Linked DNA regions of Mus musculus: region 2 is linked to region 1. A link is a contact called in ENCODE Hi-C or POLR2A ChIA-PET data. All regions are on one chromosome and are shown on one strand. Each heading gives the region's core, a stretch centred on a gene start or an enhancer-like site at or near the end of the contact. The rest is flanking DNA. Distances are from core to core; before and after follow the strand shown. Region 1 holds the start of Gfod1 (glucose-fructose oxidoreductase domain containing 1). Region 2 overlaps Gm32939 (a long non-coding RNA gene).

Region 1 (5,822 bases), core at 2,463-4,962:
CTTACAAGCTACCCACCATACAAATCTTTCAGCAATTCCAGGTCACATCTCAGCCACCTCCACAGGCTCCCCTTCCACCTTAAGTATATTCTCCATCAGTCTAGAAAACTCTCGCTTCTAACTCCAGTATGCCACCTGAAACCCAAGTCTGGTTCTCTTTTCAGTCTGTATGTGTTTGTAAGCTTTCCTCTTCAACTTCAAAGGCCTCATGTACACCCACATGAGCCCTGGCAGCCCCTGCCTGGTTGTCTCAATTTATGTCCCAAACCAACAGGTCTCCTAAGGTTAGCATCTGAGGGAGAGGCAGTCCGACATTTCCAATGCCCAAATCACTGTTGTGTATATGCCTGGCTAAGTCCTAAAAATGTTAAGCATCCCCAATCATAGCCTTCTCTTGCTAATAACACAATGACACATAATGGGTAAACATAAAGAAAAGAGGTTTGTCTTGGCTCAGGGTTTGGTCCAAGGGTAAGGGCCATGTCTGGGGATGCTGCTCTGCTAGCAATGTTCTAGAGTGGTACGAGGCATCACTGGAACGGGACAGACTCTTCTGGCATTCGCTCCTTCTACGAAGCCTCCAGAATTCAATCATGGTGCTCTGCTCTGATGACTTATCCAACCCTAGTAAGCTTCCAAAGGCCACAGGTATCAGACATTCAGAAGTGAAGGAGACCTGAGGCATCCTTCCAGTCTCAGTGAGTCTGCAGTCCATTAGGCAAGTGGGTGATAAACAGTCGACATAGGGGGGAAAGCAGTGATAAAGGATGACTTTTGTGACAAGGAGGGCACTTTAGAGGAGGTGGCCAGAAAGGTCTGACCTAAGGGGAGGAGGACATCTGAGCACAAGCTAGAGAAAAGTGAGCAGCAGGCCTCTGTCTGTCTGTCTGTCTGTCTGTCTGTCTGTCTGCCTGTGTATGTGTGCGTGCATGTGCATGTGTGTGAGGCAGAGCAGCTAATATAAAAGCCTTGAGATGAGAGCAAACTCAGCTTGCACAGTGCAGAGCTAAGAGACCAACGCGCTGGAATACAGAGCCTGTAGCCGGAAGTGGTTAAATACTAAGGTATGCAAGATCAGAGTGAGGTCAAGTTAGGTTACGTAGGGTTGTTCAGGTTCCCTAAGGACTTTGGAATATATGTGTCACTCAAATCCATTGTCGTTGTAGGACATGAGATGACTCACCTTTCAAAAGATCGCTTTGCTCTCTCTGGCTACTGAGCAGAGAGTACAGAGTGAAAGCAGGCAGACCAGCAAGGACAGTGTCTAGCTACTGATATCCCGGACTTAAATGCTCCAGCAGGGGCATTCAAAGGGCAGCCTCTCTTTGAAAGACATGCATAAAAGTCCATCTTCCCTCCTTTGTGGATAACAGGGAATGGTATTGTTACAGGGGACTGAGAAGGTGTATATATGTACATACCTGTGGTATAGGCTTGGGAGGTGGAGACAGGAGGATCAGAATGTAATCAAGATCGTCCTCCTCTGGATAGTGTGTTGGATTCTAGCCTGAGCTACATGAGACCTCATCTGAAAACAAAACAAAAACCCAAATAAACCAAACCAAACCAAAAAACAAACAAACAAACAAACAACAAACAGTGGCTGGAAAGATGGCTCAGCAGGTAAGAGTGCTCACTGTCCTTTCAGAGAGCTTGAGTTCTGTCTCTGATGCTCATATAGAATGGTTCACAACCACCTGCAGCTCCTGCTCCAGCTTCAGCAGATCCAGTCAATGCCCTCTTCTGACCTCCAAGAGTATATGCATTCATGTGGTATATACCCACACCCATACATAGAAACAATAGTAAAGGAAAAACCCAAATCGACAAACAAACAAACCCAAACAACATAAAAGAGCATAACGGAATTCATTCAGGATATATACATGGCCTAACATTTATTTTCAAATAGAATGTATGTAATAAAAATAAATATCAAAATAGAGGGCATATATATCACATAGAACCTTTCTAGGGAGCATCCTTCTCAGGACGTCACGACTGTCAAATCACATGGTCCTCTCTAGTGTTAGCTATTGTCCCCCTTTACAGACGGACACAGAGAAGACATTTGTCCCGGGTCCCACAGGGTGTAAATGGCAGAGCCAAGAGTCAGCTCTGGCTTCTGACTCTGCAAGCCAGGAGTCACCCACCTTGCACCTGTCCAGGGGCGGCACACCGTGGCTCTCGCTCTGCTCCAAAGCAGCACCCTGGCAGCCATGGCTGCACGCCTCCTTTTCCTTAGGCACTTCTCAGCTAACCATCAGCAGGCATATCTTGTCTGCTCTTTGTCTGACCCTGTTCAGGTTGTTGCCAATCCCGGAGCACTTTGTCCTTTTTAATAATGTCGTCCTGAGGTCAACTTTGCCTCCTCCCATTGCCACATCAGCCTTTGTGTGTGTGTGTGTGTGTGTGTGTGTGTGTGTACAGCTCTCTCCAAGAGCCCCGTCTCTGTGCCAGTTGTTACAGTTGCTTTAAACACTCGGATGTATCATGTTTTCCACGCTTATGTTGAAGCAGGACACGTGTCTCTTCCTCTGAGTGCTAAAGGCCAGGGATGAACATAATAGACAGTAGTAACCTCACCTTTCCAGAAACACTGAGCTAGAAGAGCAGGTCCACTTGCCCTTTGGCATTGACTCCTCCCTCCCAGTACGAAGAGGGCACAATGTGACAGGTGGTGAATATCCATCCATTTGTGTACTTAGACAAGTGCCTACTATCTCCTTAGGCCCCGTGATAAGTGACGAGGATATCTTGAGCCATCAGACGCTCACTCAGTCACCACCGCAGTTAGGGCTTTCCACGCATCTCGGACTGATGGTCCCCAGCATTCTGACTGCAGATGTATTAAAGGCCAGGAGAAGCGCTGTGCCAGGGAACTGAAGCTGACAGAGGGCAGTGGCCAGGAGTGGCAGGCAGCCAGAAGTAAACAAGGAAGACCAGACTCTAGACACACGTGCCACAGCCACTGCGGAGTCTGGGTGAGGTCGCCCATGCCACATGGGCACAAGCATGGAGTAGGTGACCAGTGGAGCCTCCTCAGGAGTGGAGTTGGTTTGGGATTGGAGCTGGCACACTTGCGAGTCAGAACTCTAGGGGTTCAGCGCCGAGATGCTGGTGTCTGCCTTCCGATCCTGGCACTGTTGTTCATGTGTGTCACCTTGAGCAAGTCCCTTAACCTCCTCAGAGCTCACTTTCTCATCAATGAAACGAGTTTCCAATAACCTCAGGGTTAAGTGCCTGGACAGCTTCCTAGAGCAGTGGCGAGCACAGAAAAATATCCGGGAGAGGAGACTGTGAACCACGCTGCTCACACTTCGTGGGGTCCTCCGGCCTCCCCGGGGTCTTAGCATCCGCCAATCTTTTCCAAGGAACCCAGTCCTAGCCTATTAAGGGCGCGCCCTGCTTTGATAGATTTATTTGCTTGCTTGGGCGGAGCTTGGAGCACAACGAGGAGGAGGCGGCCGCGGAGGCGGAGAGCGCAGAGAAAGGGAAGCCACCCGGGGGCAGCAGGCGAGACAGGCGGGGCCGGGGAGGAGTCAAAGCGGGTTCCAGGGGCCGGGCGCTGAGCGCAACGAGTGCCTTGGGCGGCGGAGACAAGGGCGGGGGCGACGCTTGGCGGCCAATGGAGCACGGCGCTACCGCAAGGGCGGTGCAGGAACCCCGGCCGCTGACAGTCAAAGTCGCCAACTCCGCCCTCGTACCCGCGGGATCCCGGAGCCGGAGCCCGAGCCCGAGCGGGGCCGAGGCCGCCCAAGGCGCGCTGCGAGCGAGCGAATATGGCAGCAGAATGAGGAGCCTGGCGCCGGGTGGTGTCCGCCGCTGCGGTGCTGCTGCTCGGGATCGGCGCCTGGTACACTACGAGCCTCATCCTTAGTCGGCCTCCGGGTGGCCTCTGGGTTCCATTCGTTACCAAGGACTTGGGGAAAAAGAAGATCCGCAGCCCACAGAGGGTGGTGAAGCGGGAGCGCCATCCGGGAGAGAGATTCTGCCGGGATGAGCCGGCCATGGGGCGGCCTCCGCGGGGCGCACGGAGCCGGCCGGCGCTGCGGCGGGAGCGCTGCCTGAGCCCGGGCTCCACGGGGCTTCGGGGCCTCGTGCGTCCTGGCGGAGTCCCTGCCGCTGTCTCCGGGAAGGACACGAGCCCCGAGTGGCGGGCACTGCAGCAGTCACCGCGCTGAGGCTCCCGGAGCCTGCAGGGTCTGTGGTTCGGTGCGCTGTCACGCCACCGCACTCGGGCGCCTTGCCCGGGGCTCGGCGGCTAGCGCAGCGCAGCGAGGTCGGTCGAGGAGCCGGGGACTGCGGGACCGGCCGGAGAGGCGTGTGCGCCGGTGTTCGACTGGAGATCCCGGCAGCAGCAGAACCGGGCGGACCTGAGCAGCCATGCTTCCCGGGGTGGGCGTGTTCGGCACCAGCCTCACAGCCCGAGTCATCATCCCGCTGCTGAAAGATGAGGGCTTCGCGGTGAAGGCGCTGTGGGGCCGCACGCAGGAAGAAGCCGAGGAGCTGGCCAAGGAGATGAGCGTTCCTTTCTACACCAGCCGCATCGACGAGGTGCTCCTGCACCAGGATGTGGACTTGGTGTGCATCAACCTGCCGCCGCCGCTCACTAGGCAGATCGCTGTCAAAACCCTGGGTGAGCGACCCCTCCCCCAGCCCTCTCTTCTTTAGCTCGGCTCTTCGCTTCTCTCCAATTGGACATATCCCAGGAATCCCAAACCCAAGCTTGTTAGTCCCAGCTTTCCCCTTTCCAGTCGGTGGCCTCCCCCACCTCCACGCTTCGCTCCTGATACCAGCTGGAAGCGCATCCCCACGTGTGTGGTGCGGAGGCTAGAATAGGCTTGGATTCTAGGTATAGGAACCGAATGGGTCAGATACAGAAGACCGGTTGCTGTTCCAGGAGGGAAACTCGGTACCCAGCTGTATACGTTAGTTAGTGCTCTGGTGTGTGGGTGCGCGTGCGTCTGGAAAAGGAGAGCGCGTGGCCAGGAACCCTTGAATAAAGGGCCGCACACGTGGTGGCAGGGTTTTTCCTGGGTGTACCTGTTTGTGAGCAGCTGTGGCACCCAGTTTGGATCGTTTTGTTTCCCTCCACAGTAAGTGAGTTTACTGTGAGATTAGAGAACTGACAGCTGGCTGGAATTATCTCTTCTGCTCTGGAAGGAAGCAAGTGAGAGTGGGCGGGTCTATCAGAACACTCTCAGATGTGTCAGAGGTTAGTAAAGATTGTAATTTAACCTTTGGGCACAGTCTCCCAGGAGTGGGTGTCTACTCTAGTTGAGAATTATATACCTTGTATTCTTCCGAGATGAAAATTGTGGTTTCAAAGGCAAGGATGCTTTGTGTGTGTGGAGGGGGCCGGGGTGGGAGGGGGAAGCCAGACGCTGCAGTTTCCTTTGGAAACGTGCGATGGCACCTCCGTATTTTGCCTCGGGAATATTCCAGAGACACATTGTGTTTACAAGCAGGCTGGGGCTTCTTTCTGGGCTCAAACGAGTGTCTTGAGCAAGTCTGTTCATCAGCAGTTCCCTTCCATACCTAAACCAACCACGCTCGGCTATTCCCAGGCGTTTCATACTTACCCTTGGAAGCCAGGGTTACTGAAGTGGAGAAAAAGCTCCTAACAAACTAGGTTGGAGAAATTCTAACGTAGGGGCTACCGGTCTTTTCTTTACTGTATTTAATGTATTAAGCTTCTGGCTTTTGGAGCCTGGCTTCTTTAGTTTTGAACTGAATTCTATTGACTTTTAGCCAATGTTTCTTTTCTGTTTCACTGCTAGTTTATACTAGTTGTTTACACTGGATTTGTTTGTCAAGTA
Region 2 (6,236 bases), core at 3,274-5,773, 230 kb before region 1:
ATTGAACCCAGGACCTCTGGAAGAGCAGTCAGTGCTCTTAACCACTGAGCCATCTCTCCAACGTAAGAGGGCTGTTTTTAAAAACATTTCTATCAGTATATGTGTTCAGTTGTCCACAAAAAAAAAAAAAAAAAAAAAAAAAAAAAAAATCCTATACCTAATGGCTTTTGTTATTTAATGTGATTTGTGTTATTTAGGATGGAAATCAGTGATCCTCTGCTCAGTGGAACCAACAAGGAGCACTGTTGTATAACAGTTTCCTCCTAGATTGAAACATTCTATCCTACAGGAATGTTCCTTAAGACAAAAGGTAAGGAACTCAAAGTAACTTCAGGAAGCCTCCAAAACTGAGCAGATTCACTAAGCCCCTCCCTCCCCAAGAGGAAACACTAAAGATAGCTGAGAGCCACTCAGATGAGCCAAGCTGCAAAGATACTCAGACCAGATCAGCTGCTCTGGAACAAGCAGGAACCAGTAGAGCTGGTGTCCAGCCACAGTTTAGACCAACTGAGTCACCTAGAAAGGACATTCTCTGTTGAAAAGCCTGCAGGCTGTGCAGTGGGTTGTGGGTTCCCATCTTTATGAGCTGTCACGGGTGCTGGGGTGAACTTAGTGATGCAGCTGTCTTTGAGTCATTTCTGCGCCTGAAAGTCACCCATATTGCAGTAGGTAACACCAATAAAACTCATTGATTCACCAAGTTGGACTTTGGTACTATCTGTACTTTGGTGTGTCATGGGTTCTCTATCTATAGTAAGTAGATGTGTGTGTGTTGCCTCTTCCCATGAAAACTCTTGTCACGGGAACGCTTCATCTTCCCAGTCTTACTTCCCTCTGTGTTAGCTTTCAGCTTCAAGCTGAAGGTTTTCTGATCACAAGAGGGCTGCCCCAACTCCAAGTGTCATATCTCAATATGACAGGATTTAAGATAAAAGGGGGAGTGGCTTTTCATCCCCGTAAGTGTCACAGACCAGGACTGAGTACACAGTCAAAAGTGAAGCCCTAATTAGCATTTTCAGCCTCTTTGGTAGGAATTGGGCAAGTCTGACATGGCTAAAGATGGTTGTTAGGTTGGGGAAACAGTATTGGTTACAATGTCACAAAAACAAAACTAACTGCACACCACGGGAAGCTGCACAATCTGCATGAAGTGGCCATCCCTTAGTGGTCACAAACACTTCAGAAGTGTCCCTTTTAACAACAAAGGCGTGGGGGTGGTTTTACTTTATTGTTTCAACAGTGTTTTTACTAGCTAGCTCTTCAATTACTTTATTTCAAGATTTATTTTTATTTTCTGTGGTTGATTTCAGTTTTGCCTGCATATATGTACAATATCAGTGTGCAGTACTGATGGGGGCCAGAAGAGGAGAGCTGGAGTTACGGACAGTTGAGAGCCACCATGTGGATGCTAAAACCAAGCCCAGGTCTTCTGAAAAAGCAGGAAATGCTCCTAACCCCTGAGCCATCTGCTCTACCCTAGTTCTTGATTTTTTTTTCAAAATTATTTTTCAAAATTGACTAGTTTTCACATGACTAGTTTTTTAAAAGCTTGCCATAATCCTGAATTAACTTAGATTGTAGAGGGAGATGCTTATAGCGGGAGAGAGTAAGTTCACACATGCATTTGGGAATTTCTCAAAATGTCGGATGGTGATATATCCTCACCTTTGGTGTGTTATTTTAACCAGAGAGCTTGGTGCTTTGGTAGGATTCCCTTCTGTTTAGAGGGAGGAGGGAGCAGTGGTCTTCCTTCACTGGCCACGTGTGGAGAGATGCGCCTGTGTGCCCACCATCCCTGTCCTCATGGATCTATGTTCTTGCTGAGCCCCCACCCTGCAGGGACACACACAGAAGGAAGGAATCTCAGTCTCTTACTAAAGCACTAATCTAGCTGGAGGAGCCCACCCTGATGACCTAATTACTTTGCAGAGCCCCGCCTCCCAGAGGCATCAGAGACTCAAGTTTCAATGTAAGTTTGAGGAGAAGACCAACACCTCGGTTCTCCACATTCTAATTAATGATGCTGGTGATGCTAAGAATATGGGCCATTGGAGGCCCTCTCTGTGTTCCTGGTCCAGCCCTGACATTCACCTGTTCACCTTGGCCATCACACCCGAGGGGAAGTATGCACCGGAGTCATCTCTAGGTTCCAGGTGAGGGCACCAAGGCACAGAAAACTCCCCTGCCCCAAGCACCTAGCTTAGAAGTGGTGCCAGAAAAGAGATACCACACTCAGTGAGAATCAAATGAAGCCAAGCAGGAAAATGTTCTGTAAACAGTCAAACCCCGAGCGTGCCTAGAAACCATTGCACAGTCTATGTGCAATAGCTGAAAGCATTCTCTGGCGGTGGTAATTATATTTGTGCAAGTGCCCAGATGAACGCATTTCCCTTCACAGGCTCCAGAGCTACCATTTAGGTTACCAAGATAGACAGACTGAGAACAGTGTGGTAGCCTACTCAATAAGCTGCTCTCTTGAACAGCTAGAGTACAAACCAGGCTGTGACAGGGACTGGGAGAGGGCAGGAATACGCCCAATCATGTCCCAAGGGAAGTGGCAACACTCTTAAAGTACAAAGGAGTTGCTCTAAGCATGGAACCGTCTGTTCAGGCCTTAGAGTCACCTAAGCTTAGGCCTGCTGTTTGATTCTGTTGTCTTCTTTGTGACATCGTTGTTCATGTGTCTCGTCATTTCTTACTCAGCCTTGTGGACCACCCTCAGCATAAATGAAAGATCCACGGAAAGCCAGAACCAGGTCTCTGAGGGCATTCGCAGCATGCCTAGGTTCTGTTTCATTTGCACAGAGTCTGTCTTCCCTGCCATCAGCTTCCCACTGAGTCCATGGGAATAGGAACCACGTGTCCTCAATCTTCCCCAAGCAAATCAGAGCCTCGGATGTGTTTTTTAATGTCAAAAAGTTGCTATAATACCTGGCATGGTAGTACAGCTTCTTTAATCTCAGCACTTGGCAGGCAGACGCAGGCAGATCTCTATGAGTTTGAGACCAGCCTAATCTACACAGAAAGCTCTAAGCCAGCCAGGATTGCATAGTGAGACCCTGCCTCAAAAACATAAAAATAATATACAACTTCAGGAAGCAACCTGTTTCTGCTTGGTTGCTTGCTTGCTTTCTTGTCTTTTTTTTTTTTTCCAGTTTGGTTTACATGTATGATAAGTGTCCTATCCGTTTTATGTATGTGCCTGCCTACTGCCCTTGGAGGCCACCCAATCCCCTGGAAACTAGAGTTACAACTGGTTGTAAGCTGCTGTGTGGATGCTGGGAATCAAATCAAGAACAACAGCTAGCATGGGCTTGCCTCAGCAAAATACCACCTGAGTCTGTCATAACACACTACAAAAACTTCCACTTCCTGGGGGGCTTTATTTTATTTTTAAGCTTGAGAGCAATGTCATTCAGAGTTCAAGACAAACAAAACCTGATGACAATTGTGGGTAGGTAGGAGGCTAGCTGTTCTCAACAATGTTTGTATTCAAGACCATCCAATCAGCAGCCAGCAGTGTCCCACTAGTGTTAATAGCTCCTTGGAGGCCTTGGGTAACTGGATTCTTCATGCTACTGGGTTTTCTGCTGCTGGTGGTGGTGGTGATGTTGTTGTTGTTGTTTTGGATTTTTTTGTTTTGTTGTTCTTGTTGGGGTTTGTGTTTGGTTTAGTTTGGTTTTCAGAGGCAGAGTTTCTGTTTCTCTTTGTAGCCCTGGCAGCTCCCTGAACTCTTTGTAGAGCAGGCTGGCCTCAAACTCAGATATCTGCCTGTCTCTGCCTCCCAAATGTTGGGATTAAAGGTATGAGCCACCACTGCCAGGCTAAAGGTATTACGATCCCGATGGAGGAAATACGGTTATTATTTCACTTAACCTTCCGCGCTGCACATAACCTGCCTCCACCTACTGGGGGTGGGGGGTGTAGGATTAAAGGCAAGTGCCACTGTGTTTCTATTCTTAGGAAGTCAGGATTCCCAGTAGTCTTTAGCAACTACTGACTGTAGCAGGCATCAGGATTTCCTCACGCTGACAGTGGCCAGTATGTTCTAGCTCCTGGGCTTGGGGTGTTAGAGGTCTTTTGGCCCAAATAGTTTGACAGCTCTCTAGAACTCTTCCAGTCCCTAGGCCGGCATTCTCTTTTCTCTAACTCTGTAGCTTTGTAGCCTCCAGCTGCCAAGTAGCCACTTACTGCTTCAGCAGCTTGGCCCAGCAGTCACCTAACCTCCAGTTGCTTCACTGTCTCTCCCGCTCCTTTCCTCGTGTTATCAGCTCAGCCCACGCTATTAAAAAAGCAAGAGAAGATCACTCAAGAGAAGCCTTTTATTGGGCATAACATTGCTACATGGGAAGGCAGTACAAGAAGGTGCGTCTGCCAGGATGCTTACTAAATTGCCTGCTTCTGTAGCTAGAGGAGGGAGGGGAGCTTGCTCCAATCAGAGCAAACCACATGCAAATGAGGGTTTGTGTTTGCACCAATCAGAGCCCTGTCTCTTTAGCCCTAGTCACAGCCGCTTTTCTCTCCATGGCACTCCCCCTCTGGCTTAGGTTGGAAGTGGTTACAGGGTAACCTGAGTTCACTGAGGCTTGTGATACCAAACAGTCCAGTTGCTGTCTGTTTGAACAGCCCTGGCCGAGGCCACCCCTTCAGGTGCAGGAACAGCCAGCTGCATTCAGAGCGTTGTCCTCTCAAAGCGCCTGTGGAGTATTCGACACAGCCAGTGTTGGCATTAAGTGTAGTCCAGCTGGCTTTTGATTGACAGTCCTTTTGCTCAAGGCGGCCAGGGCAACAAAGGAGAGTCCAACAGCTGCCAATTAGGAAGTCAGATAGCCCATCCCCCAACATCTTTGCTTATTTACTGGAAAATGAACATCAGAGGGAGTGCTTACAATGAGGGCTGATCGTTAGTATTAGCCGACTTTAAGAGTGCTTAAACAGTGCTCAGTGCCCTGGGTAGAGATGAGTCCCTTTCATCTGGCCCATAGTGGTCCTCTGTATCAAAAACAAACACAGAGAACAGCCGTTAGCAAATGGGGGAACTTTGTATTCCCGACAGTTCCCTGAACTGCCGTCACTCTTGCACGAATCACACTTCTAGGAAGCTTCCTGCCCCATCCCATTCTTCTCCCCGCAAAAAAAAAAAACTGCTGTTAACCCACCTTCCCTTGAGTATATTAGTATATATGCACATGGCCCAAAGCCTAGAAACAACATAGCACTTTTTTTTTAACCAGCTCCCTTCCAAAATAATGCTCCATAATGCCTCAGTGAATGCCTGCTGTCCCATGACAAGACATTTACCAAAGATGATCTGCCCTTATTGTCAAGTTCTGCTCAATGGTCAGAGAGGAAAGCAGTTATCTCCTGGCTTGCCTTATCTCTCTGAACACTTTACGGCCTGTTTCCTTTAGTTTCAAGCCACCCGGAGCTCTAGGACTTCTTTGCTTTGAGATTCAGCTTACAGGTTAAAATTAGCTCCAGAGCTCTGAAGGGGCGCCAGAGAAAGCAGGAGTGTGGTGGGAGTGGGTGAGAGCTAACCCGCAATGCAGATGACAGAGGAGTGAACACGAGGCACAAGCCTCCCTCAGACGTGGTCATCCCCCGAGAGAGGCACATGGGCTAGGGACCCCCACCCCCACCCCCGCAGACTGTAAGACACACAATTTATGCCATGCTATATGTGTGTTGCAGACAAGGTCTGAGGCTCTTACCTTTTATCCTTGCTAATGGGAATCTTCTAAACTGCTTTTTTTGTCTTACACGCTGCCTTTGGGTGTGGGCGGTTACGGTTTATAGATGCACTTGGACCAGGCTGCCTGCCTGTCCAAGGAACACCGGCTTTATGCTCTTCTCCTGTGGGTCTTGCAAAACAACATATTATGCCAATCTGTTTGCGTGAAAGAAGAGAACGAACATCATTTCATTTAAGGACCCAAGTACCAGCACAGGCTCTGGACAGAATCAGGCAAAAGGCATTTGTTCCATGTACCCTCCCTCCTCCGGGGATCATTTCTTCATTCCATGACATTGCTTCTTTGGTTGGATACTCGCTGCCTTCGTGTCTTCTCAGTACCCCAACCCATTAAGAAAGTGAAGTTCACCTCTCATTTCCAGCTTTAACCTGAAGATGGGCTCTAACGTCAGAGCCCTGGATTCAGGTCCTAGCAATTCATTTCCTAACTGGCTAGTGCAAATTTCTTAATCTCCCTCTGTAAAATACAACATGGGAAGCTCAT

What was found. A loop is a pair of places that touch in the nucleus more often than their neighbours do. ChIA-PET counts read pairs that join two places held with the same protein, here RNA polymerase II (POLR2A).
Region 2: a map of left cerebral cortex shows a loop between it and region 1 (2.1-fold over the local background). The contact joins the enhancer-like site here to the promoter of Gfod1 in region 1. A Hi-C loop is called at or near these places in 1 of 37 maps with a recorded cell type or tissue (left cerebral cortex). POLR2A ChIA-PET finds 5 or more read pairs at or near these places in 1 of 5 experiments (embryonic stem cell).

Annotation. Positions count from the first base shown.
Region 1 is chr13:43,302,062-43,307,883 of GRCm38, reverse strand. Gfod1 (glucose-fructose oxidoreductase domain containing 1) reads left to right here and starts at 3,712. Exons shown (of 2, transcript NM_001033399.4): 1 at 3,712-4,639. The coding sequence starts at 4,387. It overlaps Gm52047 (a long non-coding RNA gene), which reads right to left and starts at 2,400. Exons shown (of 3, transcript XR_003950636.1): 1 at 2,154-2,400; 2 at 1,422-1,528.
Region 2 is chr13:43,529,854-43,536,089 of GRCm38, reverse strand. Gm32939 (a long non-coding RNA gene) reads right to left here. Exons shown (of 4, transcript XR_382266.3): 3 at 5,712-5,887; 4 at 4,305-4,992. Among named protein-coding and RNA genes, the nearest start is that of Gm32939, 16 kb to the right of the region's middle. Within about 2 kb of position 4,523, at least 3 of the 3 ENCODE cell types and tissues checked have a DNase peak (open chromatin) inside an H3K27ac peak, as active enhancers do; they include left cerebral cortex, where a contact is called at or near this core.